Regions from separate parts of the Homo sapiens genome. Here region 1 is linked to region 2. Evidence: read pairs that join two places in POLR2A ChIA-PET (ENCODE). Cell type or tissue: endothelial cell of umbilical vein. All regions are shown on one strand. Each heading gives the region's core, and the rest is flanking DNA. Links, peaks and the distances in the headings are about the cores only. Region 1 overlaps SORBS2 (sorbin and SH3 domain containing 2). Region 2 has its middle 36 kb from the start of LINC02427.

The links. Peaks named below come from ENCODE experiments on the same cell type or tissue, not always from the same donor. Only the 100,000 strongest peaks of a DNase experiment are listed, where the experiment ranks them.
Region 1: POLR2A ChIA-PET joins it to region 2 with 5 read pairs; 1 of 35 experiments calls an interaction of 5 or more read pairs at or near these places.

What each region holds. Positions count from the first base shown.
Region 1 is chr4:185,721,283-185,725,682 of GRCh38, reverse strand. The region is part of intron 3 of SORBS2 (sorbin and SH3 domain containing 2); the gene reads left to right. Among named protein-coding and RNA genes, the nearest start is that of SORBS2, 89 kb to the left of the region's middle. In endothelial cell of umbilical vein, for the core only: no CTCF peak of the experiment used is centred there; a DNase peak (open chromatin) is centred at 1,722.
Region 2 is chr4:184,571,413-184,575,812 of GRCh38, reverse strand. No RefSeq gene overlaps it. Among named protein-coding and RNA genes, the nearest start is that of LINC02427, 36 kb to the right of the region's middle. In endothelial cell of umbilical vein, for the core only: no CTCF peak of the experiment used is centred there; DNase peaks (open chromatin) are centred at 732 and 1,892; H3K27ac peaks cover 1,757 bases.

The DNA.
Region 1 (4,400 bases), core at 74-4,073, 1.2 Mb before region 2:
CCTGAAATTAGAAGCCATATTAATAAGTACTATATGAACAACAGCAAAAACAAAGATCAAGACAATAATAGCCCACATTTATGATCAATCCCTATGTCCAAGCACAAAGTTAGAATTTTGATTAATTACTTGGGGTTCTTGCCACACAAAGTCGTTACTCCCAAGTTTATAGGTGAGGAAATTGAAACTCAGAGAGATTAGCTATGTCAAAGAAGCTCTGCTAGAATCTATATTGGGATGCTAAATTAGACGGCAAGTATGTTTGACCCACTGGCATAGAGTTCTACATGGTAGGTGGCAGAACCCACATTTAGAAGCTTTCTCAAATGCCGCTTCTCCTTTGAACACAAGTGGGTAGTTAGAATATCCAACAGCAGTGTAATAATTCCAAACAAGAACCTCTGCAGCCTGGCGCTTTTTGCAGGATAATTTCCATCCTTTTGTAACTAATGGATTATAGCAGGCTGTGATGGTTTCTAGCTGTTGACCCCAAAAGGCTGAAGTTCAATATAAATATTAACAGGAGAAATGCTCAAAAATAGATCTGCCTAAATCCCTTTTTGAACTAGTCAAAGATTTACCATAATTGATAAAAGAAAAAAGCCTCTTCATTAAATGATAAACTGGCAACACCGTCTTATGTATGATTCTTTTGTTTTTAAGTACACTGAGCATGAAAGATATGCAAGGTGCTGAACTAGGAGCAGTGAGAGATAAATGGTGAAAAAGACACTATCCTTAATCTCACAGATGCTGCGGTGAGAGAAACAGACGTGAAGGAAACTAGTATTTAGCATTGCTCAAGGAAAGTGTTTTGAGAACACAGAAACAAAGAATAATCAACTCAGGAAAAGGAAAATCTTGAAAGATGGGTAGAATTTTGTAAATAAAAAGGTCAGGGAAATTCTACATCCAGATTCGGGAAACAGCATGAGCGTCCATGGTGGATTCCAGGGAGAGCAGATAGTCTGGCAAATTGAGAGAGGTGGCCGAAGACGAGAGTGAAAAAGGAGAATGGAGTCAGGTCATGGGGTGGCCTTGAGGTCACACTAAATTGTTAGAAGTTGACCTCTCAGACAGCAGAGGCCCCCCATACTTTGGCTAGGTATTAGGAAGAGTCCTCAGGCAACAATATAAATGACAGTGAAGAGAGGTAGGAAAGTTAGGTTAGAACACCCACCGGAGTTCTCAAAGGCAAACTCAGTCTCATCACCGGTTGGCCCATAGGATACTGTTTTGTGGGTTAATTCTGCAAATATCACAGCACTCTAGAAAATACTAGATTAAAGGATAACTGGTGGCTATGAAGACTATTAACTAGCTGCTCATCCTTTTGTCTTTTTTTTTTTTTAACTCTCTGGGCAGTGGAATATCCCAAGTATTCAATAAAAACATGCAAAAGTTGTCCCAGCACAGCTTAAGATCAAATTTATGGTGTTTCCACTCCCCAAACACCCAAACATCATCAAAAAAAAGCCAATACTGAAAGAAAATAAGAAACAAGAGGTAGGTTAAGAAACCCTGGATCTTTTTCATACTAAGCTTCTTTTATTGTTAACTTCACTTGGAAGTTGAAACAACGAAAGGCTAATTTATTAGACCCTTGAAAGCACTTCCTGCTGTTCAACAGTACAGAAATCGGCATGCCGAGTAGAGGAGGAAATAACTTGGAATGTCAGGTGCTGATCAGTAGATGCCAAAAACACTGAGAAGGGTTGCTTCTTAGTTATCTGTTCTTAATGTACATGGCACACCAAGAAAAGTTTGAAGTAAGCAAAGTGATTGAAAATATGTAGCTGCCACGTGGCTGGAGCCCATGGATTAATATACTGAGGTTCCTCTTCCTTATTCCCTTATGAGCCCAGGACCTTGACGTTCACTGAAGAAAGGTCAGCGTGCTGCCCTGTGTCTATGAATTACTTTCTTTCCTCAACTCCACAGAGATAGTGGAACTAGAAAGATGCCTGCTTTAAAAAAGAAACATTACAAAACTTCAAAAGCTGTTACATTTCCAAGCATGGATAAGACACACTCCCTACCTCAAGCCCCCAAATTCTGTATGCCTTAACAAATACTGGAAATTACTCTAAGGAAATGAATAGAATAAGACTCAGACTACTGCTTGGAGCAATCAGCATCTCTGCTCTTTCTGGCTATTTGAGTGCACTGGTACGGGCTGTCCTTTCTTCTCCCAACTTCCCTTAGAGCCTCTGAATTATTTTCTCACGAACCTCATGGAAATAGATTGCTCTGTTAAATACATTGCTTAGGTTTTAGCACATTAAAACATACCCTGTTCTATATGATCCATGATGCAAGCTAAATTGGTGCTCCTTCTCCAAAGACATAAAACTGTTTTCAAAGTTCTTAAGGGAGACAGAGTGAAACAGTCCTTGTCTCTGTGTTTTCAGCGAAGTTGCCACCATGCTACCAGCAAGAAGCCATCTGTGTTATGTCAGGTGCTTGCCTCTATGGCCAGAGTTGTGCCCCAAATACGATATGCTTTTAGTGGCTGTGGGATTTATTTTATTTTATTTTTTTTTAATGGTTATTGATTTATTACAATTTTATAAATTAATTTACTAATTTACAAATAACTTTCTGAGCTCTTACATGTGCAGGCACTGTGCTAGGCCTGTTACAAACTCTGGAGAACTGAGTTATCCCCATATACAGATGCAGATACTGAGGCCCTTTGGGGTTGGGTGACAGCTCAGATCGGCTGTGGGATTTATTAATTTCTCAGATGTTTGCCTTCTTCCCACTGTGATGACATGAATACAGCTCTGGCGCATTTTAGCTACAAAACAAAATAAAATTATACTGAATCTTAGAAAACTGTTTATTTTCCTGGGCACTTTGGGTAGGCTTTTGGGTGACATTAAAAGTGTTAAAAGCTCATGCTGCTGGTTAGTAGGCACTTAATATCAACAATATTATCAGTGATTCAGCCTTTAATTAAGAAAAAAGAGTCAACATTCTTAGCCAGAGTATGGGTGTGAAGGAGGAGGTTCCTTATGGGCTCTTCAAACAAGACTCTTTCAACAAGTTTCTCAAAATTCTGTCTCAGAATAACTAATAATCTATTCCCAATAATTTTTTTTATCACCAATCAGATGCCAGACACAGATTCATTGTAGAGTACCATTCTGCAAAGCCTGAAGTGATATTCACAGTTTTCACACTTCTGAAAATATCCAAAAAGGCAATGTAGCTGCTTCGTGTTAAACTACATTAGAATAAATTGCAGAGACTGTTTTCCAAATAATGCCACTTTTTAAATTAAATGCCCACATGAATGATAATAATTTAGAATTAACATAATTTATCATAGCTAATTAGAACTGAAGAATCATTTTGCGATCCAAAGAATTAGAAACTCTTTTTGTCTTACCAGAATTTCACAGATGTTTTTCATATTTTTTAAACAAAATTTGGAAAGTAACCCATATGTCCCTGACACTGTTCTCTGGAAAGATAGATAAAGCTTATACGTGATCATAGCCGTTTCATCATCCTGTCTGGACCCAGTGACATAATATGATCTCTTTTTTGTTTATTTTTGTGGGTAGTTCTGAAGCACTGTTTGTTCCAAACATCTCTTACAGAATTCACGACCTTTTAACAGGTATTAATGGTGTTTATATAGTGACTTGGAGCTTAAGTGATTGTTTTGGCTGAAATCTAAAGAACTTCTCATTTTTTTTCTTCCTTGACTACATTTTGCTACATATTGAGAAGGTTGTTTTGGAAAAAAATGTATATATGTGCACTCTCACATGATAATTCTCTCTAAATTATTTGGAAGTTGAGCAACACAGGGCCTAATTATACGGAACCAAAGTCTGTAATTCCTAAGAGGAAGACCTCAGCTCTCTGGAGCAGTGCCACTCCTCATGTGATTGATTTCGTCTTCTAAGACAGCTTTTGTTTTCCCTTCTTTCCAATGCGTGCAAAACATAAGCCACTTGACTATGCAGAAAGATCTGGGTATTTTCTTCTTCCACTTTACAGTAAAATATTTGACTTTGAAACTGTGCCCAAGGGTTCATCTTCCGGCTATACCAAAAAAGTTATTTCTCCATTATGCTTGGTTTCCAAAATTCCAACTGAATGTGACGAAAAGGAGGGGCTCTGACTTTCTTGGGCTGCTCCAGGAAGTTTGCCTGCAGAAGCTTCAGGGGCTCCAGTTCTGCTACCAGTTCTGTCATTTGCTTAGGAAGGTAGGGCAAAGACCCAGTCACCGTGCTGATCTTGTCTGCAAAGAGATCAAACGTTCACATCTGTCATAGTTAAAGAGTAGGTGGGGACCGGGTATGCTGGCTCACGCCTGTAATCCTAGCACTTTGGGAGGCCAAGGCAGGCGGATCACCCAAGGTCAGGAGTTTGAGACCAGCCTG
Region 2 (4,400 bases), core at 236-4,235:
TTTTTTTAGTGTCAACTTATTTATGCTGTATTTGAAGTGAGGTTCTTGTAGATGGCATGTAGTTGGGTTATGTTTTATTTTCTTTAAACTGCCATCTCTATTCTTTACATCAAAGGTAAATTGATAGACCATGTACTTTTAAAGTAATTCTTGATGTGTTAGAGCTTAATTCTGCCATTTTATTATTTGTTTTCTGTTTGTTTCCTGTTTCCCTGTTCTAGTCTTCCCATGGGATACTTGATCACTTTTAAAATTCCATCTTGTTTAATTTATACTGTATTTGAGTATATCACTTTACATAGCTCTCTCGGTGGTTGCTGTAGGTATTACAGTATATATCTATAACTTAGCCTATTGCTATCAACATTTAACTCCTTGCAGTGGAGCATTGAAAACTTACTTTCATTTAGGTCTTTATCCTCTCTACTTTTTAGGTATAATTCTTTCAAATATTTATTTTTTTATATTGAGCATTCCAACATATGCTATTACAATTTTTGCTTTAATCATCAAATATGATTTCAGAAATTCATAAGAAGAAGGCAAGTCTATTATATTTATCTTTAGTTTTACTCATTCCATGGTTCTTACTTTCCTCTCAAGTTCTTGGCCTTCTTCTGTTATCATTTCCTTTCTATCTGGAAAAATTACTTCAGCTATTCTTTAGTGGTAGGCGTGCTAGTGACAAATTCTCTTTGTTTTCTTTGGTCTGAGGGCGTTTTCATTTATTTCCCCTTCCTTTCTGAAGAATATTTTCTTTGAATATAGAATGTGCAGTTGACGTTTTCTTTCAGACTTGCAAATTGTCACGTCACCTCCTCTGGCCTCTGTGATTTTGGATGATTTCTGTTGTTATTTGGGTTGGTGTTCCCCTGCAGGAAACGTTTCATTTCTTACTGATTGTTTTTAAGATTGCTTTCTTTGTTAAAAAGTCAGGAAACAACAGGTGCTGGAGAGGATGTGGAGAAATAGGAACACTTTTACACTGTTGGTGGGACTGTAAACTAGTTCAACCATTGTGGAAGTCAGTGTGGCGATTCCTCGGGGATCTAGAACTAGAAATACCATTTGACCCAGCCATCCCATTACTGGGTATATGCCCAAAGAATTATAAATCATGCTGCTATAAAGACATATGCACACGTGTGTTTATTGCGGCACTATTCACAATAGCAAAGACTTGGAACCAACCCAAATGTCCAACAATGATAGACTGGATTAAGAAAATGTGGCACATATACACCATGGAGTACTATGCAGCCATAAAAAATGATGAGTTCATGTCCTTTGTAGGGACATGGATGAAGCTGGAAACCATCATTGTCAGCAAACTATCGCAAGGACAAAAAACCAAACACCGCGTGTTCTCACTCATAGGTGGGAATTGAACAATGAGAACACATGGACACAGGAAGGGGAACATCACACACTGGGGCCTGTTGTGGGGTGGGGGGAGGGGGGAGGGATAGCATTAGGAGATATACCTAATGTTAAATGACGAGTTAATGGGTGCAGCACACCAACATGGCACATGTATACATATGTAACAAACCTGCATGTTGTGCACATGTACCCTAAAACTTAAAGTATAATAAAAAAAAAGAAAAAAAAACAAAATAAAAAAAAAGATTGCTTTCTTTGCCTTTTGCTTTTGGAAGTTTGATTATGATGTGTCTTGGTAGGGACTGCTTTGGATTTATTTAACTTGGAGTTCACTCAGATTTTCTTGAATCTGAAGACTTATGTCTTTCACCAAATTTGGGATGTTTTCAGCTGTTATTTCTCTAAATTCTTTTTTCAGCTTCTTATGATGTCTTTTCTCCTTGTATGACTCCAGTGAAATGAACGCTAGAACTTTTGTTATTTCAAGGCTTCCTGAGACTCTATTTTTTTCAGCCCATGTGTCTCTGTTCAGATTGAGTCATTTCTATTTACCGTTCTTATCTTCATCATCTCCTTCTTCCATTGAGCTAATTCAACAAGATTTTTTTTTTTTACTTGGGTGGTTGTATTTTACTTGAATTTAACAGAAAAAAATGACTAAAGTAAAAGTGAAGTCAATGCTAATCTTTTTTTTTTCTTTTTTTTTTTTGAGACAGAGTCTTGCTGTGTCACCCAGATCAGAATGTAGTGGCGCAATCCCAGCTCCCTGCAATTTCTGCCTCTGGGTTCAAGCAATTCTCGTGCCTCAGCCTCCCAAGTAGCTGAGATTAGAGGCGTGTGCCACCACGCCCCACTAATTTTTGTGTTTCTGGTAGAGACAGGGTTTTGCCATGCTGCCCAGGCTGGTCTGGAACTTTTGGGCTCAAGCAATCCAACTGCCTTGGCCTCCCAAAGTGCTGGGATGACAGGTGTGAGCCACCACGCCCAGACTAAATATAATTTTCCTATAAAATTTTTGAAAGGGTTTTTATAGTATAGACCTAACATTTTAATTAATTTTTATTCTTATATTTTTCATTTTGATAGGATAACATTTTTTTGAGATCTGAAATGTCCTTGGAGGTCCTTATGGCTTTGTGGCCCTAGACACTGCCTGTTGTGTACTGCCCAGTGGCTCCAGACCTCTTTTCTTTGGTGGGAGCGGATCTGGCACCTGGATGGGCCTTGCCAACATTTTCTTTCCCTTTTTGTTGACCATCGTCTCCTTCTGAAGTTTACAGCCTGACCTGTTTCTGTGTCTGGTTACTCCAGGTGACTTGTGCTTTTTCTGTTGTCTTTAGGTGTTAAGAGAGGTAGAACTTGTTATTAGGCTTCATTTTGTCATCTTTAACCCAAAGTCTTACAATTTTTATAAAAGTAAAAGCCATCATTGTTGGTCCTTTGTCAGTGACAGCTATCTAAACAAAGACATTAGCAGCTTTTTAGATATTTAAGGAAGTGTCTGTCATTCTTTGGTTGTCATTTCTTCAGGAAACATGTTTTCCTAAACTACTCCAAATTAAATTAAATTAATCCTACAGTTGGTCTAATTTAATTTCAGTTACTTTTTTTTTTCTTTTCTGAGACAGGGTCTCATTCTGTCACCCAGGCTGAAGTGTAGGGGTGCAATCATAGCTTACTGCAGCCTCAAACTTCTAGGCTCAAGAGATGCTGCCACCTCAGCCTCCCAAGTAGCTGGGACTACAGGTGTGCGCCACCATGCCTGACTAATTGAAAATTTTTTTTGGAGAAGTGGGGCCTCACTATGTTGCCCAAGCTGGTCTCAAATACTTGAGCTCAAGTGATCCTCTTACCTTGGCCTCCCAAAGTGCTAGAATTATGAGCCACCACGCCTGGCCCAATTAGTTGCTTTTTAAATAGCTCAAAAGGTTTTTCATCCTTTTAACCAAAGTTGCGCAAACCTAAAGCATTATTCCTTTTGGTCATTGAGTAGATGAAGGGATGAATATAGTTCAGTTTGCTTATTACTAAAATATGTTAGTAATAACACCTTTTATTCAGATCACTGCATGTTGGCTCCTTCTCATTTTCCATTTTCATGATAAACACACCCAAAGCTCAGCTCACTGTATTTACTTTCTTTTCATGATACTGGTTCCTAAGTTTTTTTTCTGTTTGCTTCATCGTATTTTGAACAATTTTCTATTAAATTAGGATACTTTAAAAGTTTGTCTTTCCAATTGTCTTATTTAGACAAACTCTATAAAGTTATTTGTTCTGCCTGATATTTTTGATGTTTGATGATGTTAATAATGTATTATTTTCAAAGCAATTTGTGGTTTCTACACTGATATTGGAAAAAGAATAAAGTGATGAAGTTAACAGGTGTTTTTAAAAATGTGAATAACAGGAAAATTTGTTTTGTTTTGTTTTGTCTTTGAAGTCTGTCACAGGCTAGATTTGAAGGTTTATGAAGGATGGGGCAAAATTATCTGGGGAAAGTTGCATCCTATGACCTCAGGCTGACTTCAAGTAAGAGAGAATGGATTTGATAAAGGCATTGTCATTCTTGGAGTATTTGCATCTTGGCAGAGGAACCTGGAGAGGGAGCATAGAAGAATTGTTTAAGATGCTGGATCCCTGTAACCTCCATTTACATTTTGTTGGGCCATTGTCATTTGGGGGAACATATGAAAAAGAAAAGATCATTATGATGCTACAATAATGCACATCACATAGAATTGCAATGATTTGTTGGTTGTTCATTCCAGGCCAAGAACTGTGAGTTTCTCCAGCCAAAGGTCTTGTATTTATTGATCTTTCTGTCCCACAGCCCTAAAACAGTGGTTGGCCCATGGACAGTTTAATAAATGTTTGCTGAATAATATGTAGCATATCTAAAACCTTTTCCATGGCCTTGTATCTGGAGATTAAAATTTTCCAGCACTTGTACATAAAAGATGTTTATGCATAACTATAGGGAAGACATTGTAATTTCTGAAGAGGAGGAACCAAAC